Linked DNA regions of Homo sapiens: all the other regions are linked to region 1. A link is an interaction called in ENCODE POLR2A ChIA-PET data of the cell type or tissue named here. Cell type or tissue: OCI-LY7. All regions are shown on one strand. Each heading gives the region's core, and the rest is flanking DNA. Links, peaks and the distances in the headings are about the cores only. Region 1 overlaps DARS1-AS1 (DARS1 antisense RNA 1). Region 2 has its middle 8.8 kb from the start of CXCR4. Region 3 has its middle 15 kb from the start of CXCR4. Region 4 has its middle 140 kb from the start of CXCR4. Region 5 has its middle 270 kb from the start of CXCR4.

Region 1 (6,307 bases), core at 818-5,817:
AGGATCTTGCAGGTTTTGGGGAGTGTGGGTTATGAGTCAGGCCTATAGGGCAGATCTGTACAGATCAGCCCTTCCCAAACTAACATGCATGCAAATCACCAAGGATCTTGTTAAAATGCTGATTCTGATTCAGTAGTCATAGGATGGTGCCTGAGATTCTGCACTTCTCAGAAGCAAAATGCTGCTGTTCTGCTGCTGGAATCTAGATCACACTTTCAGTAGCAAGAGCCATAGAAGAAGATGCTAGGAAGCAAATAGACTCTGTCTTCCTTCAATCAGGGAAAAGCATGGATAAAAGGTAAAGGGAATGGTGAAAGATAGGGACCAAGGAAAAAAATCATCATATTGAGGGAACCGTGGACACTAAAAATTATCTTTCAGGAGGATCTATAATGTCCTTTTCAGCATACAGTTCAAAGGATTAAAAGATTGTCACTGAAATGAGGAACCTAAATAAAATAATAATTCTCTTGGTAGTTTACTTAGAAGTGGCTGCATAGGTTTCCAAAGTGAGTTTGTCTGCTCACAGTTGAGTGCTGCTGCTTTCTCAAACCCCACCGGAACTGCTTGAAAAACAAATGACTGTTTCCACAACCTCTTTAACCTTCTGTGACTCTCTATGGCTATTGCCTGCCACTGCCTTCCTCGAACATTCTCTATTCCTGTTAACCAATGTTGCTGGCCCTTCTCCCTCCCTCTGCCATGTAAGGGCCCAGGACTTGGGTGGAGTAAGAGAGAAACACAGGCCTGAGGATAGCAGGGGGAAGAAGGCATTTCAGAGCCTGCCTGTTGCCTCTGCAGTACTGCCTGGAGTGCAGCCATAAAAATATAGCCAGAGTCTGCTTCCCTTCCTCCATTCTCTTCTGGGGGTTGGGATGGGAACTGAGTAGTCTTACCTTATAAGCCATATGGCTATTTCTTTTAAGGAATGATCTTCCTAGAATGCAGCCAGAAGCCCAGAACGGTAAAAAAAAAAAAAAAAAAAAAAACAAAAACTTAAAATCAGATGCCTCTTTGTGTAAACTTCTATACCACACGATAGATCCCTTGTTTGTTATCATAAGCATGTTTCTCCAAAATTTCCTGTTTTTCAGATGATTTGTGAATTGAAAATTCTGTCTGTGGAAGGAAAGCCACATTATTGAAGCCCCAAACAATAGAATGACTATGGCTTTAATCCTTTGAATAAGGCTTTGTTTCCCATTGACTGAAAACTTCCGAAAGGAAGAAAAGCTAGGAACATTCAGGAAGGATTTGTATTTCATTTTACAACAGTTTTGTGAAAGGGGAAAATCATCTGGAGGCCTTAGACTCCCTTTCCTGGTTGATGGGTATCCGAACACACAGCCGTGCTGGGAGCTGGCTGCAGATGGTGGCTCCCACCCACCAAACACTTCCCCACCCTACTGCCAACTTTGTTTCATTATTGTTGTGCTGACACCAACAGACGTTCATCCTGAGCCAGAGTTTCACATATTCCCTGGGCATGACTAGGAACAGGTGCACCCAGTCTATCTCAATTTACTTGCATGGATCAAAAATGTTTCCCTAATATATTCCACAATGATTATATTGCATACTCCTTAATTTATGAATTTCCTATTAATAAAGAGATATCATAATTGAAAAAAGTCATCAACCATTGAACTCTTAAATTACTTTCAATTACACTCCCACTTGACTGTGTTTTCATTTACTTTACACATCAATAATTATTTTCTTTTAAAATAAAGTGAAATCAATGAGCTGAATCCTCCTTACAATTTGGGAAAGAGGTCTGTGGATAAAAAAAGCTGCTTTAGCCAGGCATGGTGGCTCACGCCTGTAATCCCAGCACTTTGGGAGGCCGAAGAGGGTGGATCACCTGAAGTTGGGAGTTTGAGACCAGCCTGACCAACATGGAGAAACCAGCCTCCACTAAAAATACAAAATTAGCTGGGCGTGGTGGCGCATGCCTGTAATCCCAGCTACTCAGGAGGCTGAGGCAGGAGAATCGCTTGAACCCGGGAGGTGGAGGTAGTAGTGAGCTGAGATTGTGTCATTGCACTCCAGCCTGGGCAACAAGAGCAAAACTTCATCTCAAAAAAAAAAAAAAAAAAGCTGCTTTAAATCCCCAAATGCTGATACGGCCATTCCTGCTTTGCACAGATTCTATGCCGGAGGCATAAATTATGGAGCTCAGTTCACGGGGCTGTCAGGCCCCATTGCAGAAGTCAAAAGGGCCTCTTGGACACCTGCCCCTTCTGAGTGATATCATCCTCATTTATAAATCCCTACTGAATGTAGAATACCACACACACCCTCTTACGGCCAACAGCCCTTAGGGTTTTGTCTCAGGTATGTCTCTGGGGACATAATTTAGAGATTCACCATCCTGAGAATTATGTTTCCGGTACCAAATCCTAATTATAGGTCTACTCTATAAGTGACTTCCCAGAGACAGAAGGTGCAGTTGAGGTTAGGCCTAGGTCTTTGTTAGCTGTAATTAGAGAAGGTAATACCTCTTCGTCCACGTGGTCCTATCTTTACCACATTACCTGTACTGGTGGGAAGAGCCAGCCTCACCACTCTGTTAGGGACACATTGGAGAAAAGAGACCAGTCCTTGGCTAAGAAAGACAGGATCCATTTTTCCAGTGCTTTCCAAAGCAGCATCCACTTTAAGTCAGGGAAGGCCTTCAAATTACTTTCTGTAGAAGAAGATTTAAAAGAATGTTTCTGTTTAGGGTTTTTCAGTCTTTTGTCCAAGGACTCTTCTATATCTTTTGTCCAACTACAGAATCCTTTGAGAGTCTGTTGACAATTATGAATCATTTCCCCTCAAAAATGCACATATGTGTAGACACAAACAATGTTGCATGCAATTTCAAAAAGTTCACAGACCCCTGGAAACCCATAAGCCTCAGATTAAGAGCATTTAATCAAGATTTAGACACTTTTTAAATTTATAGAAGTTGTGAATTTATAGAAGTTGAAAGCAGAAGAGCTATTAAATGCTCCAAAGCATTTAAAGGACAAAACTAAAATAAGAAAGTAAAAAGAGAAGCGATTAAAATATAGCATTTTTCTAAAATAGATCAGGGTGATTGTCTTTTTTCCTCTGCAAACATTGTACAGCAGAGCATGAAACACCAGCTTTACCCTTTGCTGCTTACATGCTAAGACTGCATGGTATGTTAATGGTCTCATAGATCCACAATATATTCTATGTTTGTAATTAATAGCTACCCTGATGGTTGCCTGGTATATATGAGGCCAAGGGCTTTGACTATAGGATTACTTATTGCTCACAACAAGCACACAGGGTAAATATCACTAACCCATTCTACAGCCAAGAACATTGAGAATCTGAGAAGAAAACAGCTTTCCCAAAGCCACACAGCAATTAAGCAGCAGAGATGGAACTCTGACCCAGGGCTGTCTCCAAAGGCCTCACTCTTAATACAATGTAAGAATGCAGGCCTACTAAATTTTATAATTAGCTTTTAAAATGTTCCTTCAGAGTCCTTGGGGCAGTTATCAGGCAAATAGGAAGCAGGAGAACTTCAAGGGCTGCTTGAAGCAAAATCACAAGCTTTGCAGTGACAGCTCCAGGATGTCTGCCTGGGAGGGATCTGAAGGCCGTGGGGAGCTTGCCTTAAGGCTGCAATTGCAATTGCATAGCAAGCAAGGAGACTTTCCTCCGCTTCAAGTCAAATGGCACAGTTTTGGCAGCCACAGCCCTTGCTATTGGAAGAAGCTGCCCTCTCCATCAGTGGGTGGTTGGTGAGAGTTAGGGCTGAGCTCCCGCCTAGCTCTCACTCCTGAGATGTGCAAATAGCTCCGCCCACCCCTGCCCTGCCTGGGCCCTCCATCAGTTCTGCTTCTCTGCCCCCTCTGCACCCTCAGCCTGTCACTCTGCTGCCCTCTGCGGTGGCCACACAGGGATGAGAAACCTGGGAAAACCAAGCAAACACTCTATCCTACCCTGAACTGTGAATGTAGGAATAGTTAATTCAGACTTCTCTAACATTAGAGTTTTCTAAATGTAACTGCCAGCATGGGACACAGCCTGGAACCTAGAATAAATGAACGAGGCAATCAAAGCCTTAGAGGATTTTCTTAACTCAAGTAGGGCCAGGCATGGTGGCTCACCTGTATAATCCCAGCACTTTGGGAGGCCAAGGGAGGAGGATCTTTTGAGCCCAGGAGTTCAAGTTTACAGAGATCCATGATCATACCACTGCACTCCAGCTTGTGTGACAAAGCAAGATCCTGACTCAAAAACGTTTTTTAAAAAAATAAAAATAAGCTTGAGATATTATTTATGGGAGGCAGGACATCACAGTAGCTAAGCATGTGGCTCTGGGGGCCGATGCTTGGGTTCTGATGGTGATTTGACCCACTTACTGTTTTACAAGTTATTTTGCCTCTCTGTGCCTTAGTTGTTTTATCATAAAATGGAAATAATAATAGTGCCTAGCTCAAAAAATTGTTCTAAAAATTGTTTAGACTGAAAAACCCTAAACAGAAACATTCCTTTAAATCTTCTTCTAATGAAAGTAATTTGAAGGCCTTCCCTGACTTAAGACAAAGAGAATGCTGCTTTGGAAAGCACTGGAAGTGAATCCTGTCTTTCTCAGCCAAAAAGTTGTTCTAAAAATTAAATGTATGAATAAATATATTACACTTAAAACAGTGCCTGGCACATCATAAGCATTCAAAAAGTCTTAATTAGTATTGTGATCATCATTTGGCCACTTTCATAGTCACTGATGAGTGAACCACTTTGTCCATGAGCTAAAATGACTGTGAAAACCCAGAAAGTAAGTTGTATTTCCCTGCAGAGGTTTGAGGGTGATGAGGTGAGCAGGTGAACGTGGTGCAAGGCCTCAAAACCAAGCTGAGCAAAGGAGCCCCAGTGTTTCAGTCAGGTATTGCTGCATAACAAACCACCTCCCAATGTACTGGCTTAAAACAGCAGTTTACATTTCTTATGATTCTGCGGGTCAATCAGGCAGTTCTAGTTTGTAGAGTGTTGGCTAGGGCTCCAATAGGCTGGAACACTCAAAATGGCCTCATTCACATTCCAACTGGAGCTCAGCTGGGGTTGTTGGCCAAAGTCCTCAGTTATCCTCCATCAGGTCTTGTCATATGGCTCTGGAGCTTCCTCACAGCTTGGCAGATGGTTCCAAGAAAGAACACTCTAAGACATGAAGACAGAAGCTGAAGACTTCTTAAGGCCCAGCCTTGGAGATTATATTATATTGGTCAAAATAGGTCATAGGCCAGTCTAGATTCAAAGGGAGTGAATCTAGACTCTACTTCTTGATGAGGGAGTGACACAGTCACATTGCAAAAGAACATATGGGATGAGCGATATTGTGGCAGACATCTTTGGAAACACGATCCACCACAGCTACGGGAAGAGAGAGGAACCAGATTTTCCTACCAAGGTTTGGATTGAGTGACTCAAATAGGAAGACCAATCCGAGTTTGCATCACAAAGTTACCTACTAAAATGAAGAAGTAAATGGAACTAAATGTTTTTAATTTAGCACAACTTGTTTATATGTGACTTAAATAGGATTATTCTTCAGAATATTAAAAATAGTTCCTTTAGGTCAAAAATCACATGGAGAGGTCGAGCGTGGTGGCTCACGCCTGTAATCCCAGCACTTTGGGAGGCCAAGGCGGGTGGATCACTTGATGTCAGGAGTTTGAGACCAGCCTGGCCAACATGGTGACACCCCATCTCTACCAAAAACACAAAATTAGCCGGGAGTAGGGGCACACACCTGTAGTCCCAGCTACTCAGGAGGCTAAAACAGGAGAATCACTTGAACCCAGGAGGCAGAGGCTGCAGTGAGCCTAGATCATGCCACTGCACTCCAGCCTGGGCAAGACAGAGTGAAACTCCTTCTCAACATACATACATACATGCATACATACATACATACATAAAACCAGAACCATAAATGAAAATAGAAAAAAAGACATTAGGTTGGAGAAAATAATTATCAGTAAGGTGCCTTTCTAAAAGTAAAAACTTTTCCTTAAAAGGTAGATGATAAAACCACATACTCCCTGATAGTGACAATGGTGAGCTTGTAGTGAACACTGAAGGGCACTGTGTTAAAGTGAGCAAAGCAGAAAACCATAAAAAGGAGGCTGAGTGATGAATAGGAAGAGTCAGACAAGAGCCCCAGGAGAGTCCTGAAATTGCTATTGCTGAGATTTTGATTTTTCCCTACCTCCTCGCACATGTAGAATTCTTTTTAAAGTGTGATATACTTTATATTTGTATTTTACATTATAATTTATTGGGG
Region 2 (6,307 bases), core at 651-5,650, 110 kb before region 1:
CAGTCTGCTGGCCAGCCCTTGCATGAAGTAGCTGATTGTTCCCTCTCCTCATCCCTTATGAATGGGGCCCTTGAAGTTCAGTCATGTAGATTCAGTTGTATAATGAAAGCTAAAATATTTAAATTGTATGCATGCTGCCAATAACAGCATACATCTGACATCTAACTTATTAATAACATTAAGCCTGCAACTAGGGGGGAAAGTGGATGTTTTCTCTTGCAAAGCCTTTGTTTTCCTAAAATGACACTTGAAAATTTATCTCCCCCTACTGCAGGCTTCCCAGCCCCCTTTTATAATTATGCTTAAATTAAAATAATGATTCTGGGATACTCTTTTGGGGAGATACCCTACAGGCTTTATTTTAATAATTGAACTAAGTGTTTGTGACTTTCTCCTAGATATTGTCAAATATTAAATAAAGGCTCCATAAACAATTGAGCTGTCTTATTCCCAGATAATACCCATTTAGGAGGGGCAAGGATCCCTGGAGACAAAATTTAGATTACTTTGGAAAATAATCAAGGCATCCCCGACACCTAGAAATGCAGAAATGCAACCTTGCAGCCTGGCATCGTAGGAATTTGCTCCACCCACGTTGAGGAAGTCTCACCCATGGCTGCCAGTGTGACTTAGCCAGTCAGTGCTGGAGAGATCCGCAAGCAGCCACAGATAGCATTCCCATGGACACAGCCTCAGAGGGAGGCTGGTGCCTTAGGGGCCGATAAAATAGTTGAAATGAATTCTTTAAACACAATGGTCATCAACCGGGGGCAACTGGCCCAACAGGGAACATTTGGTAAGGTCTGGAAACATTTGGGGTCATCATACTGAGGAAGTAGGGGGCGCGGGGAGGAGTAGTAGACAAGGTGCTAGTGGCATCTAGTGGGGAGGGGCCAGGGATATTGCTAGACATCCTACAATACACAGGACAGCCCCCACAACAAAATGATCTGGCCCAAAATGTCAGTAATGCTCAAAGTTGAGAATCCCTTTTTTAAGGTGATAGTAATAATCGAAATAAGGATATAGCCAACCAGTATAATTCTCTGAAATAGTATGAATCCATAAAAAGCTTGGTATTTGCTATGGTCTGAATGTGTCCTCTCAAAATTCTCATGTTGAAATCCTAACCCTCAAGGTGATGGTATTAAGAGATAGGGTCTTCGGGAGATGATTAGGTCATAAGCATGCAGCCCTCACAATTTGTAATGCCTTTATAAAAGAGATCCCAGAAATCTAGCTAGCCCCTTCTGTCGTATAAGGAAACAGCTAGAAGGTGCCATCTATGAACCAGAAAGTGGGCCTTCACCAGACACAAAATTTGCTGGTGTCTTGATCTTGGACTTCCAAGCCTTCAGAACTGTGAGACATAAGTTTATGTTATTTACATGCCAGCCAGTCTATGGTATTTCATTATAGTAGCCAGAACCGACTAAGACAGTATCACTGGACAGGGTTCCAGGGTGAGTCTCACTTCAATGCACTCTACTCATTCCCACCTTACCGAACCCCCACAATTATCTTCTACATTCATTTCAATGTTACTTTGTCATCGTGACATCTTTCTCTTTGCCTGTTTTCTTCTCTCACTGGAGTATCAGCTTCTCAAGGGCAGGGACACTGTCATTTCTTCTTTGTTCCCTGATGAGCTGCCACAGGCTGTGCTAGGAAGCCATCCTACAAAGAAAAATAAATGGTAAAATGCTGGGGATTCTAATTATCATCAAATATCTGTCTCTCTAAAGCCAACGATGTTTACTCATTTAATCCTCACCACTGCCTGTGACTCAATTTGGAACACTTCCCATTTTTCTCCTTTTATTTAAAAAATGAGTGATGAGGTACCAGCCTATTGTTCCACTGTCTGAAACTGGCTTGGATTAATTTAAATCAATTTTATCAAGTCCAACAATTAAAATCTTCTAAAACCTTCTGAAAATCCTTCTTTCAACTGAAAATTCCAGCTGGCTGCAGGCTGAGTTGAGGGATCCCCAATGTGAAGAAGTCACAGAAGGGACAGAGTTTTTCAAAATCAAACAAATAAAGGTGCTCAACCAAACTACACCAGGTGCTGTGTGTTTATCTGGCAGAGCCAGTCCACTATTAAGTTGATTTACATATTACAGTTCAATTAACCAGAACCCAACTCATCAACACTCTTAATTAAAGGGAATTACTTCCTCGTATTTGACTCTGTCTGAAGAAAAGTAATGTATATTGAAATTCCAGGCACTCTCATATGTAAGATGCAAGAGTCCCAGCAATATTGCTAGCTCCATTTTCAGGCGAGGGCACAGGCAAAGTTTAACTACAAATAAAGGGGTTAATGTTCTTTCTACTACACACACTATAAATGTGAAAACAGGACAACCAATTTCTAGGAGATGTCCTCACATTCTCAACATATTCAGTCCAAACTTCCCTATCTTTTCTATTTCTAGGTCAAGTCCTATGTGATAGCAATAACAGTTAACATTGACCTTGAGGGTTTACTACACACCAAGGGGCTTTGACTATTTAATCTTCGTAACAGCCCTACACAGTAAGTATTATTATTTGCCTATTTTACAGATGGGGAAACTGAAGCATAGAACAAAGCTTAAAATTGGCCCAATGTCACATGTTTTATAAGTGATAAAGCCTGGGTTTGAACCCAGGTCATCTGACACCAGAGTGTGCCTTCCTAAGCACTACAGGAACTTTATTATTTGCCTTAATGTTAGCCAATATTCAGGAAAATAACTATGAAGTCAAAAACATCCTTCATGCTCTTCAGTACTCTTCAGGGTTGAAGACCGGACACTCACCTGATTGTCCTTTTGTAAGTGACAAAGCAGACACTGACATTCTAGAAAGATTTGCACTATTTGTGGTTGAAATAAAATGGGTTTCAAGTTAACTTGATACACTGTGCCTGGCGTATAGTAGGAGCTTCATATTTTGTGGAATAAGCAAATGAATCAACACCCATAAATTCCTATTCCTGGGAGCACACAAAATTCTCTAAGTTTTTTTGTTGTTGTTGTCGTTGTTTTTTGAGACAGGGTCTCAACTCTGACAGTTAGGCTGGAGTGCAGTGGCGCAAACATGGCTCACTGCAGCCTCGACCTCCTGGGCTCAAGCAATTCTCCCACTTCAGCCTCTGGTGTATTTGGGACCACAGGTGTGCACCACCAGGCTCGGGTTATTTGTTTTGTTTTGTTTTGTAGAGACGGGAGTCTCAGCATCTTACCCAGACTGGTCTCAAACTCCTATACTCAAGTGATCCTCCCACCTCAGCCTCCCAAAACGCTGGAATTACAGCCATGAGCCACCACACCCGGCCCTAAGTATTCTGATTAATGTTCCTGTGTATGACTTGACTTCCTTCCTTCGTTCCTTCATTCTTTCACAGTCATTCACTTACTGAATCATTTACTGAACACCACTCTGGACCAGGCAAGTATGAAAGCTGCTCACGGTAGAGTGGAAGATGTAGTCCTTTGATGTTCTAGACATGCTGGAAAATTAGCTAAAGACCTCGCAGACTTTCCAATGTCCAACATTTTAAGAAATCCAAGATTCCACCCACCCACCCAATTTTCCCTCAGTCTTGCTCCCACTCATTCCCCATTTAAGGGGTATCATATCCCAGCCCACCTCACGAGCTGGGTGTCAGGCCCCCAATCCTGATCGTCCTTCCTGCTTTACCAGCCCAAAGGAAGCTGTTCACGTCATGAAGATAAGAGCAAAAGTCCTGCCAAGCCGTAGGATATGGGAAAAAGCCCTGGTGGTAGTTTTTTGGCCTTCTGTTCACAGAAGACAACTTGTTAGGCTCCTGGGATTGAAGAAGGAAATCAAGACCATCATCTTGGACCACATCCCACTTCCTTTGGCAAGCCTACTCTGTTTCTATCAGTCCAAGTGAGCTTTTCCATCCTAAATTCTTAGCACATGAAGTCTGAGACATGGGAAGATCCCACACATAAAAGGCTTTTGAAAAGTTAAAAGAAGCTATTGTAAATGGCATTATCTTCTTTTTAAATTTGTAAACATTGTTTTCTCAACAAATTCAATGTCTTAAGCACCAAGACCTTTGCAGTCTAACATAGTTAATTAATAGATACTTCATTTGATTAAAAAACAATCAGATTCCATAAGGCTGTGCCAATGTTGGCTAAAATTATATAAGGTTAGCTCAGTTGTTTAGGACTTGAGGTTTCCAAAGCCAAAATCAAGGGTGCCAGTCCCCCTGGGCCATTTTTAAAGTAAGCTATACCTGAATGTAAGCTCTGTGAATGTAAAGACTATGTAGGTCTGTTTTGTTCATAGCTGTATTTCCAGTGTCTAGAACATTGGTCCCAAGCTTTTTCTGTAAAGGGCCAGGTAGCAAATACTTTAGGCTACCTAGAGGGCCATGTAGTTTCCAGCACAACCACTCAACTCTGCCATGGTAACAAGAAAATGCATAAAAAAGTGAGTGTGGCTGTTGTGTCCCAATAAAATTGTATCTGTGGACATTGAAATTTAAATTTCATGAAATTTTCATGTGTCATGAGATATTCTCCTTTTGATTTTTTTTCAATCACTAAAACATGTAAAAACCATTCTTTGCTTCTCTGCTATTAAAAACAAAAACAGGTGGCAGGCCAGATCTGACCTGCAGGCTGTGGTTTACCAACCCCTGGTCTAGAATATGCTTAAGCGATAGTAGAAATTTTATAAAAATGAACAAGTGAAACTCGAAATATAAGAAAGTTTACTCTTTAAGCTTCAGGCACTGAAAGCCCCAGAGAACTAGTGACTTTATTCACATAAATGTGATACCTACCACTTATAAGGCACCTTTACTATTGACAAAATGCTTTCACAGGTAACCCTCAATGTGGGTCTGGGTACTGGTTTGCCATATTGCTTGGCAAAATCTTGCTTCTTTACTGGGTCTTTTATTTTAGAAAGAACAATCTGGGGTAAGAGAGTTGCTTTTTTTTAATCCACCTTTGTGCAGCTGTGTCACTTTCATCTCCCAGAGTGCTGATAAAGGTGGCATCTCCTTCTCTTATAACTCCCTGAAGCTACAGCAGTGATGTCTCACTAATGAAAGTTGTTGAGGTGCGCTGACTAACCTTTGTCTGGTGTGAGCAACATCAGCTTTGCTCCTCCAAAGTGATAATCACCAATCACAACTTTTGGCAGTGACTACACAGACAGTCCGTAAATAGGACAAAAGAAAAAGCCATAATCCATGGCAATGAATAGTGTTTCATGGCCACAAGCTGAGCCACAAAAGCCTAAGAAAAATCAATGGTGCAGAAAGCGTTTTTGGACCTGACCCCAGCTCTTGGGGGAAGGAGGATAATTCTATTTCCTTTTAGCCTTCAGGTGCCTCGTGGGAATATCAAAACTAATCTCCAAGGGGCTGCTCTGTTCTGTCTCTTACTAGAAACATCTCCAAGCAAATTCATTACTTTATAGAACACTCTTCCCAAGGTGAGAGGCCCAGCTTCTGTTTCAGATGAAAAGAATGTGAGAAGACGCTGAGGAAACTGCCAAGTGCTTTCTGTGTAAATGTGAGTTTTCTGCTATATCTGGATGACAGCACAAAAGCGGCTGCTCAGTTCCCATGGTCCAGAGTAAAGGAGGACAAGGCGTCCAGGCTAAGGTGGCCCTGGAAAAAAATCCCTAGCCAGATGGAAACCCCATGCGTATGGAGTGGAAAAGAAGAAAGATGTGTGGAAATAGTAAATAAAATCAGAAAGGACTCAAAGTACCCCTTCGCAAAAGAGGAAATAAAACTGATAAACAAAAATATGAGGAAATGTTCATCCTCACTAGCAACCAAATAAATGAAAATCAAAATAACAACACACTGTTTCTTACTTATCAAATTAGCACACATTTTTAAAATAATAACGTCCCAAGGGCCAGAGTAGAGAGAGCCAAGCACCTCTGAGCCCTGCTGGTCAGACATAAGCTGGCCAGACCTTTCCAAAGCCAAGGGCAAACGTCTCCAGAGCCGCTACGCTCATCCCCTTTGATACAGAGAGACCATTTCTAGACACCTAATTTCAGGAAACTGATCCTAAATCTTAAAAATACTCTGTGTACAAAGTTGAGTATTACATTTGTAATAACAAAAAAAAAAAAAAACTGGCATTTGCCTAAACATCTGACAGCAAAATGAGAATGAAACAAACTATGGTGAATCTACAGAATGAAATATTATCCAGCTTCTTAATCAATGTTTAAAAAGAAAATGTTTTTAAACATTCCTCCCTTTCCTACACCTTTGAAAACAAGCCACCATGCACGGCCGATTGGCTTGTTT
Region 3 (6,060 bases), core at 340-5,339, 130 kb before region 1:
CCATACTGTGCTAAAACTTGAGAAGGATAAGTGGAAAAGTACCACACTCTCTGGCTCTCAAAGAGTTATAGCACCTTAAAGGTAACAAACAGCATGCCTACATTGAGCATAGAAACAACACAAGCTGATGCAAAACAGAGTGCCAGAAGATGCTTCATACCATGAGTGCAAGGAAAAGCAAAACACCTCACTTTACCCCCTTCACCTCATTAACTCCCATTTACTTGTTTTGTCTTAGTTTTGAGGTCATCTCTTTTGGAAAGCCTTCCACGTTTGGTTTAGGTTGAACTATAAGTGCAGGTGCACTTGTCTGGATCCTTGTGAGCTCCATGAGGACAGGTTCCTGGTCGGCCTTGTGCACTGCCTTTATCCCTATGTCTGGTGCCTGGGACAGAGTGCTCAGCAAGCATTTGGGGAAGTAAGGAACTGAATATCCATCAGGAAGCTTTTACCCAGGACATGGGATGGAAAATGGGCTCTAAGATGAAAAGGATTTCTATCAATGCAGAAGGTGGTGCAGAAATGAGTGGATAATAACTCCCATAGAAAAATCACTCCTGGCCCAGGCGTGGAGGCTCACGCCTGAAATCCCAGCACTTTGGGAGGCCGCCAAGGTGGGAGGATGGCTTGAGCCCAGGAGTTCGAGACACCCTGGGCAACATCTCGAGATCTTGTCTCCAAAAAAATAAAAGTTAGACGGGCATGGTGGCCTGTGTCTGTAGTCCTAACTACTCGAGAGACTAAGGTGGGAGGATCACTTGACTCAGGAGGCAGAGGCTGCAGTGAGCCATGATTATGCCTCTGCATTCCAGCCTAGACAACAGAGCAACACACTGTCTCAAAAAAGAAAAGAAAGGAAAGAAAAATCACTGCTGCAATCTGTGTGAAGTGAGGTCAGGGAGGAGACCACCATGGATATAGCAATGGCCTTTGATAAAAAGGAGCCGGAAGGTAATATTCGGTAAATCAAGTGAGGCCAAACTCTGGGAGGTCAGGAATGCTAAGAGGATGATGGCAACCAGAGGATGATGGTTTAAAAAAAAATTAGGAAAGAAAAATCCAAGCCACTAGAAAGCTGCACATAGCAAACCACTCAGCTCAGTGTTAGAATCTGACGTTGGTGAGTGTTTTCCTATCCTTGAAAAGAGTGCTTTCGGGCTTCCCTTTGGTAGCTGGGTCCCCCACCCCGCACCCCCACCCCCTCAACTTTGAAGTTTTGACTCTCTTTCTCAACACCTGAAAAGACAGGCTGAGTTTCACCTTGGGAAAATGCAAAATAGTCAGCTGCAGTGAAGAAAAAATGATTTGCAACCTCAGTCACAGATTTCTTTGAAACACTGTTGTAAAGGGAATTCTGAAAGGACCACTGACTCATTTCAGACAGTGAGCCAGGGTGAATGTTTAATGTGGTGAGTCGGTGACCGAGGAAACCACTTCTCTTTTGGAGCTGTTCATTCTGACTCTTCTTATCTGGGTGCCTTTACCAAACAAACAAGTATCATCTCTTACTTGGGGACACCTGGTTGGCATTTGCAAAAAGAAAGGAGTTCCAAGAAGAGCTAAAATTATCAACAGCAGAGACAGCTCAGTTTCTGCTATCTACGGGTTCACCCACAGGGATATCATAATCAAGAAGCAAAGTGATCGATTTGGGAAGTGAGGGGTGAAGGAACAAAGATTCATAAAGAACAATGGGATTGGAGGTATAAAATATACCCTGCTCCCCATACCCAAAATGGAAAGTGCCACTTGGTAGGTGGCCATGTGCTGCATAAAACATAGCAGACAGTTAATGTCAACTCAAACCATTCTAGCAAGACATTAACTTAGAGGAAACGCCAGGAAACTGAGAGGTTGGAAGAAAGAAGAGGTGTATTCCTATGGACAGCTAGCTGCGAGGTCATCCTAGTCTGTTGCTGGTACATTCTACTTCAACCTAGAGCTGACAGCGTAGAAAAGTATGACTCATCTCTAAATAAGATCCCTGGACAGACTCATGGAAGTTCTGCTGCTCCCCAGAGAAGATCACCTGGTGGTCATAGGTTTAAAGACCTTACGAGGCTGGCCCATGGGCCGAGATGCCATTGTGCAGGGCAGCAAGGCCCACTTAGGTAAGAATATACCACATGATTGGCCTCACTGTAGAGGCCATCCCTCGCTTGGAAGCCATCTGGAAGTAGATTTGAACTTCTAAGTGACATCTTAAACAGCCCAAGTCCCAGTGATCATTAAGATCCCTGTGACCAAAAGAAGAATCTCTCCTGATCACTTGTGCACTCCTCAGGGACCAGGCAGGAAACATGGGGGCTGGGCTGCTGCCTTGAAAGCAGCCTTTTGTTACCCCCTCACACTGGAGCAGCTGTAAGAAATGGGTGGCTGCTGGCTGAGTGCAGTGGCTCACACCTGCAATCACAGCACTTTGGGAGACTGAGGCAGGAGGATTGCTTGAGGCCAGGAGTTCAAGACCAGCCTGGGCAATAGAGTGAGACCCCATCTCTACAACAAAAATTAGCTGGGCATGGTGGCACACACCTGTAGTCCCACCTACTTAGGAGGATGAGACAGGAGGGTTGCTTGAGCCCAGGAGTTAAAGGCTGCAATAAGCCATACTCACACTACTGCACTCTAGCCTGGGTGACAGAGTAAGATCCAAGAAAAGAAAAGAAGACAAGAAAAGAAAAGAGAAAATAAAAGTGGCTGCCACCCCCCTGCTCACCATCAGCTTCTGGGGGAACCCAGTGAGGCACCCATCTGCTATGGGTATGAGAGAGAACATCAAGCATCTGGCTTTCCTGATCTTAATGTCTCTTCACATTAAGAATGAGGTGAGCTTCTGATTCTCTTGTCCTGCTCCTTCCACCATAGTCTCTATATGGGCTTTTATCTTCTAGAGAGGAGCACGCCCACCCCAGGACTGGTACCCAGCAGGTGTACCACCAATGTTGATGATACTGATGACTAGACTTGCAGCAGGAGGCAGGCACTATTATTATCTCCACTTCACAGATGAAGAAACTGAGGCCCTAATCCATCAAGTAACTTGCCAAAGCCCCTCTGCTAGTGAGCCCAGGTCTCTTAGGATGAAGGGAGGAACTGAGTGTGTCAGAAGCTCTTAAACAGCACTGCCCCCTCCCTGATTCCAGCAGTGTCAGTCTCCTGCCGCTGGGCTCCCACCTACTTGTGTTTGCAGTCTCACTTGTGGGTTCGAGGTCATAACTCTCTGTCGCTCCTCAAGTGCTCGTCACACCCACTGTTCCCTGGTTTCATTTGTACATTGGGGTTCCAACTGTCAGTCCCCAGCCGGCACACAGGTTTCACTTCCCTGAACCCTAATTCACTCATTTTTGAAATAGGGATCTATCTACCAGAGTGGGTGTGAGAAATAAGAAACGGGGTATAAATATAAAGCCTGCAGGAGCCCCACCATGACGCTGTTCACGCCTTAGTGAGCACTTCACAAACAAAAAGCACCGTGATGAGGTATTTGTGTCCTTTCATAACAATCTTCTCTCTCAACTCTGGCTGACATCAGAATCACCTCGAGCATTATTTGAAAAGGCGAATGCTCAAAGCCCCGCCCCAACCCTGCCAAATCAGAAACAACCAAGGTGGAGGTCCTGGAATCTGAATTTACTTTATAGTAAACAGCGCTACCTGTTAATGCAGGGATCAGGGCCAAGCTAACGTTCATCCCACAGGGAGGTTCTATAAGGGATTCCTGCCGAGAGTGGGAGGTAGGTTTAGAGGACCTGAAAGCTCCTCCACAAATAACAACCCCCTTATGTAGTTGGTTCTCGGTTGATAGCTCCCTGCTGCAAGCAGTGTGGTGATCAGTGTACAGAGAAATATTTTTTCCATCCTATTCCACACTGGTCGTGTCCCAAGCTCCACTCTCTGGCAGCCCAAGTAGGGGTAGATAGGCTCTGGGCACCAGACAAAAACTGTATTCCCTTTAGGGCTGCCTTTCCTCTGCGGAACATGAAGATCACTTTTAACAACCACAAAGTTTCATGAACCACCAGATGAAAGCCAATCGTGCTGGTAGTGTGGTAATGTCTGTTGACGAACAACATTCGTTTTTGGCTTTTTTTTTTCTTTTTTTTTTTTTTGAGACAGGGTCTTACTCTCTCACCCAGGCTGGAATGCAGTAGTGCAATCTTGATTCACTGCAACCTCCGTGTCCCAGGTTCAAGCGAATCTCGTGCCTCGGCCTACTGGGTAACTGGGATTACAGGCGCCTGCCACCACACCCAGCTATTTTTTGTATTTTTAGTAGAGATGGCGTTTCACCATGTTGGCCAGGCTGGTCTCAAACTCCTGACCTCAGGTGATCCACCCACCTCAGCCCCCCAGAGTGCTGGGATTACAAGCATGAGCCACCGTGCCCGGCCCAAACAACATTCTTAAACACACACACACACACACACACACACACACACACACACACACACACAAAACTCCTATGAATTCAAGACACTTCCAAACCAATTCCATATTTTATGAATCACAATAGCATCCACATGCATTTCAAAAATTGTAGCACATTATATATTCAATCTACAGGAAGATTTGGCACTTGGGGGTATTTAGACCCTTCACAATAACTTCCCTTGGGGTCCACTGCTCACAGATTGAGAACCAGCCTGCACCACCTGACAGAGTCAAAGGTCAGTGATGAGCTCACCTTACCCCCCACATTCCCCTTTCCAGTAAATCACCCAAAAACCCAACTGTGGAAGAGCATGTTTGAGATGAGCCACTGGTAAGTAACCGAAGGGCCAGAAACATAATCTGAGGCCAAGAAGGAAAGAGAAAATGGGTCTGAAAACAAACAAATGGATGAGAAGGAGAAAGCTGAGGTGTAAAGACCAGGCGGAAATCTATTTGGATAGCTCAGGTGGAAAGTTTTAAAAGTCTGGGCTAGCCACACAGTGGTGGGAATTGCAAGGCTGCTAATGGATAGAAGAGATCTTGGAGAACCAGCATATGATGACTCACTGATGTGAGAAAGAAGGAGGAGGTGAAGGAAGCCTGGAATTTCAGCTAAGATGTGAAGAATGGAGCCACACTCTGAGAACCTACATATAATAACAAGTTATATTTAGGGCCAGCTTGGAACTGCACTCTAAGAACCAAAGTTGGACACTCAAAAGTAGACCAGGACACTTGGCAAAGCAACAGTTATAAGGGACCAAAGGTCTGGAAGCAAAGGGTGCCTATTTTCCTTAAGAACGACTGTGATAAAATTTACAGATAAAGGCATAAGTCTAGAGCAAGTTATTTTCAATGTTCTGCTAAAAATTATATTTGCAGTTAAGGAGTCCTGAAATTATTTAAACTTCGGGTGCCTTGGTATGACATTCCAACAATGTGCCCAACCAGGAAGTGGGTGCTGTAGTGGTAATGTGGACTGCCGTAAAGCTCAGCTTCAGAGTCCATCTCTCCTGCAAAACTTTCCCAGGGCACATTGGGTTGGAACAACTTGTTTCTCATCTGAACTACTGAGCCCCAACCCTGCTCATTCTGATACTATTGGTCTGATGGGGGACACTATCAACTCCTTATTTTCTGTGTAATTCATCTTTAACCATAAAAGTTACACATGATTGTATTGGAACTATTATTACATCACAGATGTTGATTTGAACTCGTATTTAAGCTTCTTGTGACACTTGCTTCTTTCCTTCTGCCTTTCTTCCCATAGAAAAAAGTCCCCAGCACTAACTGATACCCACATACTGATTTCTTTGATCTAACAAATGTCCTTCCCCCTAAAATCCAGATTTGGCCTTACCCAGGTAGTAACCTTAGAAATGTAAGGAAAGGATCTCAAAGCCTGCATTTTTTTTTGTCTGCCAAGTTTTGCCACCTCCGATCGTTGTTGTTTGAGATGTGACAGGAGATGAAGTCACTTCGATGACATAAGTAACAGGATATCATTGTGCTACACAAAAGCCCACAAGTCAGATGCAGGTGGTGACTGAGAAACCAACATACAAACTTTGAAAAATACAAGGGTAAGCCTTCAGACTTTCTCTAAACAGCATCCCCTCCCCTCCG
Region 4 (6,307 bases), core at 431-5,430, 260 kb before region 1:
AAGAGAAGGAGGCCCAGAAAAGAGTCACTGGATTTTGGAAATTGGGAGGCCACTGGAAACCATCAAAAGAGATGGAGGGTAGGTGACAGAGATGTAGGTTAGAGAGAATGTGGGCAGTGAGGCAGTAAGGACATCAGTGTAGAATCCCCATTCAGAAAGCTTCCCCAGGAAGGAATAAAGGAAATCAAATGCAATGATAGTTTAGGAGATAGGAAGATCAAAAGAAGGAATGAGCTCTTAATATCCAGGAGAGAAGGCAATGTAGAGGTTGAGTACCATTCTCAACTTCTTCACCTGCATGACTTTGGGACTGTTTGTGTAAAGAGAAATTTCTGTCATTGCTGCTGTACCTAATTAGAAAACATCTCCTCATTTTTCATCCTACCAAACTCTATTAATTCTTCCTGTTCAGTATCCCTTGGATTTACCTTCCCTTTTCTGCCATACTCTCTGAGAGCAGGCTTGTCTCATGGACCTCTGTGCCATCCTTCTTGCTCACTTTCCAAGCTTCCCACCCCTTCCCACAACTTGAATCTGAACCAGATTAACCTGTCATAAAATCTAGTTTGCAAACATGAAAAGCACTGTACGGTGAAAGCACCCCAATATGCATTGGTTCAAGTCAGAAACCTTCAAAAATGCAAGAAGTTTCATCAGGAGCCTCCATTCCCCAAAGCCAGCCTTTCCTTAAACCCCTCCAAATACACCTTGACAGTCTGAAGACTGTCCTCAGCCTTCGCTGCACGTTAGACTCATCAGGGAAGCTCTAAAAATGCTGAGGCCCAAGCTCGTTCCAGAGATTCTTTAATTAGGTCTGCAGCGGGTCAAGGCAAGGGTATATTTTAAAAACTCCCTTGCCAATTATTTCCTGGTTCTCTTTACTGCTCTATGGGATACTCATAAACCCTGCTCTGAGCCTTTGCTCAGCAATGCTTTCCATGCCTGAGACATTTTCCTTCTTCCTTTCTATGAATCTGAATGCCACATTTCCCAAAGGCCTAATACAGTCTGACTTTTTTTAGGAAGTCTTTCCAGACCACCCCAGTCAGTAATTATCTTCCTCATCTCTAAGTTCTGATAACTCTTACAGATGGCACTGCAAAATTCAGCCCTTAATTCAATCAATATGTGCCTTCGAGGAGTTTATAGTCATGGTTTGGTATGGTTGGTATGTGATGCACACAAAGCAGAGACAGCTGCATGTAGAAGGGCAGGGGAGCATGGAGGCCCCAGTACAGCCAGGAGGCCCCTGGAGCTTCAGGCAGCAGGACATGGGTCTGGATCTGTAGTCAGAGGGGAGGTCAGGAAAGAGCTTGTACACCAGCAAAAGATTGGATCCTGTGGTTCTCAAACCCTTATTAGTCCTGGAGCTGTGTTTCAAGGAAATTCTGCAGAAGAACAGCAGGTGGGTTCCCTCCTCACCTCCCCACCTCCTAGATATCCCCTTGTGGGTGTCACACAACTAGGACTTTGAAACAGTTTGAAAACCATTGTCATAAGCCATTGAGCTTCTCAAAGGCAAAGACATAGGTTTTCTATAATTATTTTATGTGAACAAATCTCAACTCTCCAATAGATTTACAACTCTTAAAGGCAAGAAACCTGCCTCTTATGTTTTCGCATCCCCTAGAGCACCTTGTCATTCTGGTGATAGAGTATAATAAAGAGTTAAAACACAAGCTTGAGGAAAGGAGGCTACCCACAGTTGGGAATCATAGAAGACAGAATTTCCAAAGGGCTATTAATCGTTTCAAGATTGATTTAAACATCTAAGTGGTACATGAGGAATAGAAGTGAGGTGACTTCCAAGAACTTGGAAATGCAGTTAGTTGCTCTTGAAGATTTAGGTTGGCAAAACTCATGCACAATGGCTGAAGTTAGCTATTATACTAAATGAAAGAAAACCATAGCCTAAAAGAGTTTCTGTGAGTGTGTGCCCAAAGAATTTGGGAACAACTCAGATTCGTTTCAAGGTGACAGGATTGAAATGAAATTGGATTTAACCAATGGAGAACAAATCAGCTGTTTTGTATACGGCCTGGAGAAGTTCTGTAGAAACAGAGAGTGAGCACACAGAAAAAGTGAAAACGCAGGATCAGAGGTTGGCTGTGTTTACCCATGACTTCCAGGGGAAAGAGAGACAACTGGGTGGACAGAAGCCACAGCAGTAGGGGAGCGTACCCTCTGTGAGGGTCTAACCGAGACCTGCATCTGCCAAGGTTTATGGCTGCAAACTCAGCAACTGACTCTGGACTATTTCAAGAAAACAGTTGGGAATAGCGGGTAGGGGGATGCTCTGTTGGATGGAGTAGTATGGAAAACCACAGAGGATCAATACAGGGACTGGAAACCAGGTTCAGAATAGATGAAAACCTGAAGGTCTTTGTCACAGAAGCTATTGCTCAGCTTCACCTGGGTGCTCTCCCCAGCATAAATAAACTCCAACCATACTTCCAGCATTCAAGACACAAAGTTCTGGGAGAGAGTATGATGGGTTAAGCTGAGGTCACATGCCTACTTCTCAGAGGAAGGCTCTGTTAGGAGGAGCCTTCAACCTTTAACAGAGGAGGGTACATATTGCACCAACCAATCTCCCAAAGCCTGAACATGATGGGAGAGAGAAAGATCCCTAAAAGGGAACTGGGGTGCTCAGTGGGAAAAGTCACTGGGCAGTCAATATCCACAACACAGTCTGAGGAACTCCAGGGTTGTTCTCTGGCCTTTGTCCTGACCCTGTGCTCACCTGGCCACCTTTTCACTTCCAATCCACCGTCCCTGCACTGGGGCAGAGGCTTCTTCCCTGACAGCAGTTGTAAACCTTCCTTTCCAAAAGAAGGAAGATCCCTCACTGTAAGTTAGCAGGATTGTCAATCAGCTAGGACCATGTTTACCTCAAGGCAGAGCTCCTGAGTCAGGTCTTGAGATGCGTGAGGGTGAAAGCCAGCCTCTGACAGACAGCTGGCCTCACCCACGAGCTCCACCTGGCTGCAAGCCTCTCCACGCTGTGGCAGTGACAGGCCCCACACTGCCAGTCTGGATCCAGAAATCTGCCACGAGGTTGACTTTCTTTGGATATACTTTGTGAATTTCCACTTTCATCCATATGAAATTAAAAATCCACCTACAAATTTTTCATCACAAAATAAAGTGTGCCTTTTCCAATCATTCCTGGACCGTCTGTTGCTACTTGAGTGATTTGCCCATCGTGTAATGGAGACTGGTTCCCTGTTACATCACTAACCATAAGCTTGAGGAAGTCAGTCCTATAAATATGCTACTCAGGCACGAATAAACGGGTCAATGACAACAGGTGCTGAGACTTCAGAGTCAGATATACTAAGGCTGCCATGATAATATTTATCTTTTGGATCATATCTAGAGTGAAAGGCCTTTTAACAAACCCTTGATTCGGTTTCCTTATTTTTCAGATGAGGAAACTGAAGCCCAGAAAGGGGAAGTGACTTGCTCAAAATTATCTAGCTCATAAGTGGAAGAACTAAGAAAACCTGATCTCATCCATCCTTTCCATTACATCATTACACTGTCTTTAAAAATCAGAAATTTCATCAACTTTCCAAGTCTCTTAAAATTAGTGAGTGCTCTCATCACTGACCCTTTGTATCCAAACAGGAGATGCTGATGCTGCACTTGCTTCAATATGATACTCAGTGAAAAGCTAATAATTAGCAAACTCAAGAATTGTAGTGCCCTGATAATTCACATTTCTGGTAATCTACTGAAAAAAAAATGGGTGGGCAAGATCTTTTTTAGAAATACATTATTACAAACATTCCTAAGTTGTGTGTGTGTACACGTGTGTGTGTGTGCACGTGTGTGTCAAACAGAAAAAGTAATTTTCCACCGTAGTAAATATCATCAATGTCAGATGCAGCCTCTGAAGTGAGGGCCCTGTCAAATCACATTTCTGCTGCATCACCTTGAGCAAGTTCCTTAACTTATTTGAAGGTCAGTTTCCTCTTCTATGAAATAAATAACCTACCTCAACTTGTTGTTTTCATTAGATAATCCACAGAAAACATTTGGCACAGTGTTTGGCCAATAGCAAGCCCTTGAGTTTTTTAAGTTCTTAAGTTATATTAACATAATGAAACCTTTGGTGTTTGCTTTTTCACAAGGCCCTAAGAACACCTCCCTGATGTTTCAAGGCATAGCACTGGTTCTCAAACTTGGCTTGTTTCGAATCACCTGGGGAGTTTTAAAAAGTGCAGGTGCCAAGGATACACTCCTGAAGATTCTGGCTCAATTAGTTTAAGGTGTACTTGGGACTTTCCCCCATTGTATAAAGCTCCCAGGGGACCTTGTATGCAGTAAAGTTTGAGAACCAGTGATCTACAAAACTGAACCTATAACCAGAGAACAGGCAAGACAAGGACCATCAAGCATTCAAGCTTACAGTCACCGCAACATCACTCCATCTCCCTACCTCATTAAGATCACACTGAGAAAGAACCTGTAGCTGCAGGTTCTTCCCCTGTCCCAGAGATCTCGAGTCTTCTCTTTCCAAAATATTTCAGATAAAAGAGGCCAGGCACAGCAGCTCATGTCTGTAATCTCAGCACTTTGGGAAGCCAAGGCAGGAGGATCTCTTGAGGTCAGGAGTTTGAGACCAGCCTGAGCAACGTGATGACACCCTGTCTCTACTAAAAAATGTAAAAATTAGCTGAGCATGGTGGTGCATGCCTGTAGTCCCAGCTACTCAGCAGGCTGAAGTGGGAGGACGACTTGAGTCCAGGAGTTCAAGGTTACATGGAGCTATGGTCATGCCACTATGTTCTAGCCTGTGTGACAGAGCGAGACCCTGTCTCAAAGAAAAAAAAGAAAGAGACAGAGAGATTAGCCTAAAATTGAACTAACTCCAGACCTTACCTGGTAGGTGATTTTGGAGTGGGGGGAGGGAGGTGGAGGGCATGTCAAATCTTTTCCCATTTTCTCCTACAAGAAGAGTAGCTTGGAAGAAAAAAACCCAGTTCACCAAAAGTACAGAGATGACTGTCCTGGAAATCAAGGGAGTCATTGTTTTATTTGCAATATGGAGTAATGTGTTCTTATTTATTCCTATAATTTTTTTTTTCCTACCTGTTAGTGAGGCCTTGAGTTTGGCTGCATTTTAACAAGACACAAGAGAATCAGAGGAAGCTTTTGACTGGGGCTGGACTTTGTTTTCCAGGCTTGCTGGGATAAAGGGGAATCAGGCATGTGATCTCCTTTTCCAGCTAATTTCACAGAAGACCTGGAAGAGGAAGGCAGCCTGGAGAGTCCCTATGAGGGTACCCACTGGCCCAGATTTTACCCTTTTGCTGGCCTGGCCTGAAGGATCCCAGCATGCTGCCACCAGGCCACTGCAGCTGTTCACGTGCCCCTGTTTGGGGAAGTGAGGCCTGGGAAAGCAACGGCGCAGGGTTATAGTTTGTTCCACATCAACGGAATCTTGACCTGAGAGCTGGCTTCCTCCTCTCAGCATGCTGGTCCTGGCAAGTCCCATCACAAGCCAGCCTTCCCAAAGAGGAACGCCTTACGGTTGGCTCCAGCCCCTCAGCTTCCTCTTTCTTCCCTAGTTCCCTTGCAAGGATGACCCCAGGGCCCCTGGTTCCCAGCAGCTCCAAGATGGTGAGAATCTGAAGTATGGCAGAACAGAACTGGGACCAATGGCCTGAAGCCAGCAGGAGGCTGATTTCAACTCAAGTAAACAATAACTTCCCAAGAGTCCCATCTGGGGGCAGTCTCAGTAGTTAGAGATCCACATCAGGGCAGGTGTTTACACAGGGCCATAGAAGAGATTCTGAAACCAGATGAAGTTTGACCAGTTGTTCTCAAAGATCCTGTCCCCACCAGAAAGTACATGTCTATGAATCTTCAAGTTAGCATCAATTCCCCAAGACAGAAATAGGAGTAAGAAATCATTTTCTTACTGTTTCAAACTTGTAAATATGAAACATTTCAATCATACTGACATGTAGAGAAAATAATATACTAGATCTGTAGAAGCCCATCACCAGAATGAAACATGTTTTGCCATATTGGCCTTAGATTGATCTCCCTCTCTCTCTCTCTCTCTTAGATTGATCTCTCTCTCTCTTTCTTTCTATCCACCCCCACCTTCAAAGAAAAGTATCCAGATACAACTAAAGCTCTATTTCTTCATCCTTTCCCTCCTTCTCCAAAGGTTACTATTAACCTGAAGTTGGCTTGTATCATTCCCATGTGTGTTTTTATTTTTTAATAAATATAAATGTATTAATAAAAATTATATTGTTTACATTTTAATTTGAATTGCATCTATATATGT
Region 5 (6,307 bases), core at 702-5,701, 390 kb before region 1:
AGTTAAAAATATTATCTAACATTCATAAACCAAGAAATAGAATAGAACATATTATAAAGAGATAACCACCAAAAGAATTAAATCATAAACAGATCAAAGCAGGGGCTAGGGAGGGGTATTGACAAGGCAAGAGACTGCAGCTTCCCATCACAAGCTCTTCTGGACTACCTCCATTACTTTAATAAACACGTAAAATATCTGAGAAGATAAATATCTGTTCACTCTTGTATTCCCACTGTCTGACATGTAGTAGGTGCTCAATATTTATTTATTCATTCATTCTTTCTGAGAATGAGTCTCGCTCTGTCACCAGGCTAGAGTGAAGTGGTGCAATCTCAGCTCACTGCAACCTCCGCCTCCAGGTTCAAGCGATTCTCCTGCCTCAGCCTCCCAAGTAGCTGGGATTACAGGTGCCTGCCACCATCAATACTTTTTTGTTTTGTTTTGTTTTGTTTTGAGACAGAGTTTTGCTCTTGTTGCCCAGGCTGGAGTGCAATGGCGCGATCTCGGCTCACCGAAACCTCCACCTCCCAGGTTCAAGCGATTCTCCTGCCTCAGCCTTCCCAAGTAGCTGGGATTATAGGCATGCACCACCAAGCCCGTTTAATTTTGTATTTTTAGTAGAGATGAGGTTTCTCTGTGTGGGTCAGGCTGGTCTCGAACTCCCAACCTCAGGTCATCTGCCCACCTCGGCCTCCCAAAGTGCTGGGATTATAGGCGTGAGCCACCGCTCCCAGCATCAATACTTATTTGTTAAATGAACCAATGATATGTTCCAAATAAGAGCAATGGTTTGGCAAGTGCCCAGCTATGTAGGTGACAAATCTGTGCTTCACCCCTTAGAGCTGAACCCCCGGGCTTTCTTAGATGAGTTGGTGTCAGATCACCTGTACATTCAGCCCTGGTCTCTCTTTCTGGACCTAGTCTCTTACAAACCTAGAGGAGCAATTTTGAATGCTCTGTCGACTTGAAATTTTGACATCAGAAAAACAACTTTGCTTGCTGATCAAGTCACACAATTTTACAGTTCTCCATCAAATAAGTCCCATGACTTACTCTGGGTGTAGACCAGATACCCAGCTGAATGGCAGCATTCAGAACTCTCAACATGAGTAATCTACACACGGGGAGATCTTTATGGGAGAGTCAAAGGTAGCTGTGTCATTTGGAGCAGTCTAGCAACTTTACCTAGTGGCCTAATGCCTAGACATAATCAAGTATCTAGGACAAGTTATGCATATGCCAACTTGGTCAATGTAACCTGCCCAAGTCCCCCACCCATTCATGGACATTGACTAAGAAATGGGCATTGACCAAGGAACATTTTCAATAAGTTATTTTCCTGAGGATTTATGGGGAAAATTCTCGATGGTGACAGAATGTTCCTCAAAAGAGCAATCGAGGCCGGGTGTAGTGGCTCACACCTGTAATCCCAGCACTTTGGGAGGCCAAGGCAGGAGAATCACTTGAGCAATGGGAAAACTCCCTTGAGGATCAGTATGCTCCTGACAGGTCATGTTCTTAAGTTTCCCATTGATGGTTTCAGGAGATCTTTAAGTTATAAACAAGTATGCTAACATGTTGATTTGCAGTATCTATTGGGCAGGAGCTATCTGAGCATTAAAATATAAAAAATCAGGCTGGGCCAAATGCAGTAGCTCACACCTGTAATCCCAGCACTTTGGGAGGCCAAGGTGGTCAGATCACTTGAGGCCAGGAGTTCCAGACCAGATTGGCCAACATGGCAAAACCCCAACTCTACCAAAAATACAAAAAGTAGCCAGATGTAGTGCCACACGCCTGTAGTCACAGCTACTCGGGAGGCTGAGGCATGAGAATGGCTTGAACCCGGGAGGTGGAGGTTGCAGTGAGCCGAGATTGCGCCACTGCACTCCAGCCTGGGCAACATAGTGAGAATCTGTCAGAAAGAAAGAAAGGGACAAAGATTGAATTGGTTACAAAAGTTGTTTGCGATGATGTGATGACTACTGACATTGGGTTTGCATGTTTTAGTTAAAAGTGTGTACTATGCAATTTACTTAAATGTTCAAAATACGTGGATTGGATTAGTTGCAAAAAAAAAAAAAGTGAAAAATGTTGGTCTGATTGATTCCCTCTAGGGTGTCCTCCAAACACGAGGTCACCATCTGTCCATGAGATTCACTCCTGCTTCACTGCCCCAAATGAGTCACTAGCCCTGAGAAAAATAGGCCTATTGGCAGAGCTTTACAGGCTATCTATGAAGAAAAATACACTGTACGCTCTGCTTCAAGTAAGGTGGTGCCAGATTCTGCATCCTTTGGGGCCCAGGAACTGCCTGAGCATGTTTTTGCTGCAGAGAGACTCCACCATAAAAAATACTTCTATTCCTTCTTCCCTGTCCTTCTCCCCAGCTCACTCAAAGTTGCACAAAGGATATAGGGGTGGTGGTAGCAGACCTTATGTGAGGGTAATGCACTATTGGCCACTATACATTCTTTGCCATAACCAAAGAATGATTTTGAGGGAATCACTAGGTGAAAAAGAATATAGTAGCTAAAGCACATGCATGCAGCAAAACCCTCCCACCACAGGCTCAACCTATGATCCATCCAGTATTCATTGCTTTAAACTTCTGCTGCAGTAATCACAGGCCTGCTCCTGTTATTTGCAAAATGGGGGGTGCCAGAGACTCCATTTTCTAACCTGGTATTTTGCATCATGGCATAGACAAATGATCAGGCCAAAAGGATCCTATAGGTAAGCAAGGATGTCCAGGCAAAGGCTAGGAAAGTCCGTCCTGCTGAATTTCCAGTGGAGCCATCTCCAGCTGGCTTTGAGTATCTCAAGTCAGCTTTTGTCAAAGATAAATAAATCCAGACAGACAGCATTGAGGTGTTGTTGTTTGTACAGACCTCCCTTCATTTTTACTACAGTTAAGGTATCATGCAGTACTGCCATAAAATTGAGCAGAGGACAGCTCCAGTCATGGGCTCAGAGATCACAACCCTTTTTCACACAGAGACTTGTGCTAACAGCCACTGCAACATCTGTGTATTGGTCAGTAGCAAAGGCATCCCTCCTGGGGTGAGAAGACAACAGGTTATTTGAATTATCTCCTTTCTAGTCTTCCTCTTTCCATTTATACTTCCTGAAGGCTCACAGAACCACAAAGAGGAGACCCCACTAATGGTTTGGGGGTACCACAATTGCTGCTGTTTCCACAGTATACCACAGATTCAACTTCAAAGAAAGAATACCCCTTGCTGGTTAATGTTAGCTAAGTGGAGGAAGCAAAGGAGGAAGAGAGACAGTTGTATAAGACAGAGAGCCCTCATGCTAGTTTAGTTACTCGTTTGTCACAGTGATTTACACTGGGGCTATTCTTGCTTCATTTTCACTCCAATAATGAGCCATTTATGAAAGACTACATGGTACTTGCCTGTTTTATTGCTACAGAGCCCAGCAAGATCCTCAGAATGTTTTCTCAGCAAGCAGAAGATATCCCTCTACATCTTGGGACATGAAAACAGTTCTTGTAGATGTTCCTGAGATTTATAGGTTTGGCTCAGAGGCAGAGACTCTGGCAATGAGCTGTAGTGGGTCTGCCTCACCAGCAGAGAGTGCCCTGTTGTCACTTTTCTCTCCTATTCTCAGGGCTAGGTTGGATGTCGCTCTAGAGCTTGGGCAGAACCAAGAGTCAAGGACGGTACACAAATGGGTTTTTTGTTTTTGGTTTTTAAAGAATGCCTCCTAGCATGATGTCAGACTTGCACCATACATAATTATTTTGCTTTGGGCAATGTCCTTTGACCCAAACTATTGTCAATCCTAACCAAAGAGTAATTTTCTGAATGTTGTGCTTTCATTATTATGACAGCTGCTCATGTTTGCAAACCACTTATTTCAAAACAACACATCATTCAGATCTCCATGATTACAGATGCAGGGACAAGGAGAGAGAAGTGACTCTCTCACTAGCCCATCAGGGCTCCTAGTTCTGACAAGATGGTCATAGCTATGGGCTTCCCATTCCAAAGGCCCACTCCCACCAGCATTCCCTCCGCTCATCTAATTCCAGTCTTCCCAATCATCTTCTTCCAATGGGAGGATAATGGTGACAAATACTCCAGGTCACAGAGCTTTCACCTATGTTAATGGAATGAAGAGGTTGGGTCATTCCTGTGGCCAAAATCTTAATTTAAAGCTGGGGTGGCTGTAGCTCAGATGGTCTATAGCCATGCCTCTGAATTTTATCTGTGTGTAAGACTTACTGGTTCATCAGAACAGATGCTGTCCAAACCTCTTGTCGCAGCCACCACTTTCTTCTTTCACCTCTCTCCAAAGTCTCCCATATCACACTGCCATCCATTTGGTTAGTAGTTTTCATGCACAATCCTTTCCATTTTTCATCACACTTTCACTGCATGATCTCATTAGAATCTCATAATGCAAACTCAAGGTAAGTAGAGAAGGTGTTAATGAGCTTTTCCACTTACCCCAGGCAATAGTTACTCTGTTCTGTGTTCCCATATGTTGCATATTCCTTTATTATAGACATTTTTGCTATAGTGTAGTTATTCCTTTACCAAGTTCTACCACTGTGTGTTTCCTTAAGGCAAGAGTACAGATCTATCTTAACAGGCTTATTGCAGCACCCACCCCCGCCCCCCGCCAAAGCTTTGCAAAGTCCTTGAGATATAGTAAGTATTGAATAAATGTTTGTTGATTTGAATTACTATACCCATTTGACAGATAAGATAATCAAGTCATACAGAGGAGCTAAATAATACAGATGCTACAGCTACTGCTTGAAATGAGTAATGGAAGAACAGGGGATAGTACATGTATGGGCCAACTCGAGGAATAAACAATCAAAGAGAAAACATCTATTGCATTCTGACTCTGGAACAAATGCCCTGAAGAGATATAAAGATAAAATAACAAGACATGATCATAGTCTGAGACTCTCGTCCAGTGACTGGTGGGCCCCTTTAACTACTCTGTATCTCAGTTTTAACTCATTCAAGTGAGCAGGCTGAAGGATAAGATCTATTATGGCTCATTTGCATAGGCTCCTCAGTATTCTGGTTGAGGAAATGCTACGTATCATCTATTTGCACAGATGGACTATAGACATGCCAGCATACGTATGGCCATGGGATTAACAAAACATGCCACATGGGCAAATAGAATCAGGTTGAAAGAGCAGTCCAGACCACCCTGAAAAAAAAAAAAAAAGGCCTAAAGGAAGAGAGAACTTGGAGAACTGAAGAGTGAAGCAGGCTTTATAAGAAGTGAGGCCAGGGCTGTGGCTAAAGTTGAAATTTATACAGGCAAGAATGACTGACGGGGTGGAAATGAATGGAGGGGGTACACAAAGTGTGTGTATTTAGAGGACAGTAATATCAGGAAGCAGGGCAACTACTTTTCCAGTGGTCTATGCCTGGATGTGAAGGGAGGTGTTTGAGGAAAAAAGAAAGCCTGTCTCCACTTCAGTCCAGTGTTATTTCATCTCTCATCTGAACTCCATTCCTGTTTCATTTATCTTGCTGGTCTCCCAATCTAAATTAGGTTTTGCCCCATTGTACAGTCTCACAGCATTCTGAACTTTAACGTCACAGCAAAAATCTTAATTATACATGCAAGTAAGCTGTTCTTTCTCTATTGCCTCTGTCTCCTGCAGGACTGAAAGGTCTTTGAGAGCAAGACCTGCAACTGTTTTATTCACTGCTGAATCCCTTGCACCTAGCATATAGTAGGTGTGCAGTAAATGTCCAGTGAACTACTACATGAAAATCAGGAATATATGAAAAACATGTCTGTCTGATGGCAGGGCCGCCTTCCAGGGCACAGTTGCTCTGGCTGCCTGGGCAGCTTAACTCAAAGTCAAGTGAGGTCGTCAGTGACAGGTGCAACCACCACCCAGGCCGAAACTTTGGAGTTTGAGTGTCACGGAGAGTGAGAATGTCCTATTTCTGTTTGAGAAACACCACCACCAAGTTTCGTCAGCAGACCCTGCCTTTGACGCTGCACCACATCCCCTCCCCATTTCCTCTCAGTCAAAACGGAAGATGCTTTTCTTTCCAAACAAACTTCTCTTGAGCTTCAGGGCCCTCCCAGACCTCCCTAAACCCACCAATCCCAGCACCCTGCCTCCTACTCAGTCCTGCAATGAGTGACTTTGTCTGTACTCATTCAGATCCATACACACCCTGTGGTCGGCTGTGTTTGTTTCTGTTTTTAAAGGGCTGAAGCAACTGAGTCTCAGAAAGAGCAGGTGACTTCTTGAAGGTCACACAGCTAAAAGCCCCGTCAAGGGCATCCA

Evidence for each region. ChIA-PET counts read pairs that join two places held together with the same protein. Peaks named below come from ENCODE experiments on the same cell type or tissue, not always from the same donor. Only the 100,000 strongest peaks of a DNase experiment are listed, where the experiment ranks them.
Region 2: POLR2A ChIA-PET joins it to region 1 with 16 read pairs; 13 of 35 experiments call an interaction of 5 or more read pairs at or near these places.
Region 3: POLR2A ChIA-PET joins it to region 1 with 19 read pairs; 10 of 35 experiments call an interaction of 5 or more read pairs at or near these places.
Region 4: POLR2A ChIA-PET joins it to region 1 with 10 read pairs; 6 of 35 experiments call an interaction of 5 or more read pairs at or near these places.
Region 5: POLR2A ChIA-PET joins it to region 1 with 13 read pairs; 7 of 35 experiments call an interaction of 5 or more read pairs at or near these places.

What each region holds. Positions count from the first base shown.
Region 1 is chr2:135,995,069-136,001,375 of GRCh38, reverse strand. It overlaps DARS1-AS1 (DARS1 antisense RNA 1), which reads right to left. Exons shown (of 4, transcript NR_110199.1): 2 at 2,538-2,689; 3 at 897-937. Among named protein-coding and RNA genes, the nearest start is that of DARS1, 13 kb to the right of the region's middle. In OCI-LY7, for the core only: CTCF peaks have their summits at 3,726 and 3,926; DNase peaks (open chromatin) are centred at 2,385 and 3,805; H3K4me3 peaks cover 2,382 bases; H3K27ac peaks cover 2,807 bases.
Region 2 is chr2:136,106,210-136,112,516 of GRCh38, reverse strand. No RefSeq gene overlaps it. Among named protein-coding and RNA genes, the nearest start is that of CXCR4, 8.8 kb to the left of the region's middle. In OCI-LY7, for the core only: a CTCF peak has its summit at 871 (motif pointing left); a DNase peak (open chromatin) is centred at 866; H3K4me3 peaks cover 873 bases; H3K27ac peaks cover 3,774 bases.
Region 3 is chr2:136,129,655-136,135,714 of GRCh38, reverse strand. No RefSeq gene overlaps it. Among named protein-coding and RNA genes, the nearest start is that of CXCR4, 15 kb to the right of the region's middle. In OCI-LY7, for the core only: a CTCF peak has its summit at 3,213; DNase peaks (open chromatin) are centred at 1,304, 2,314, 3,364, 4,004 and 1 weaker place; H3K4me3 peaks cover 4,800 bases; H3K27ac peaks cover 5,000 bases.
Region 4 is chr2:136,252,935-136,259,241 of GRCh38, reverse strand. No RefSeq gene overlaps it. Among named protein-coding and RNA genes, the nearest start is that of CXCR4, 140 kb to the right of the region's middle. In OCI-LY7, for the core only: CTCF peaks have their summits at 2,803 and 3,012; DNase peaks (open chromatin) are centred at 2,971, 3,351, 4,311, 5,391 and 1 weaker place; H3K4me3 peaks cover 2,103 bases; H3K27ac peaks cover 3,117 bases.
Region 5 is chr2:136,382,152-136,388,458 of GRCh38, reverse strand. No RefSeq gene overlaps it. Among named protein-coding and RNA genes, the nearest start is that of CXCR4, 270 kb to the right of the region's middle. In OCI-LY7, for the core only: CTCF peaks have their summits at 3,402 and 3,602; DNase peaks (open chromatin) are centred at 3,038, 3,308, 3,608 and 5,118; H3K4me3 peaks cover 2,470 bases; H3K27ac peaks cover 3,616 bases.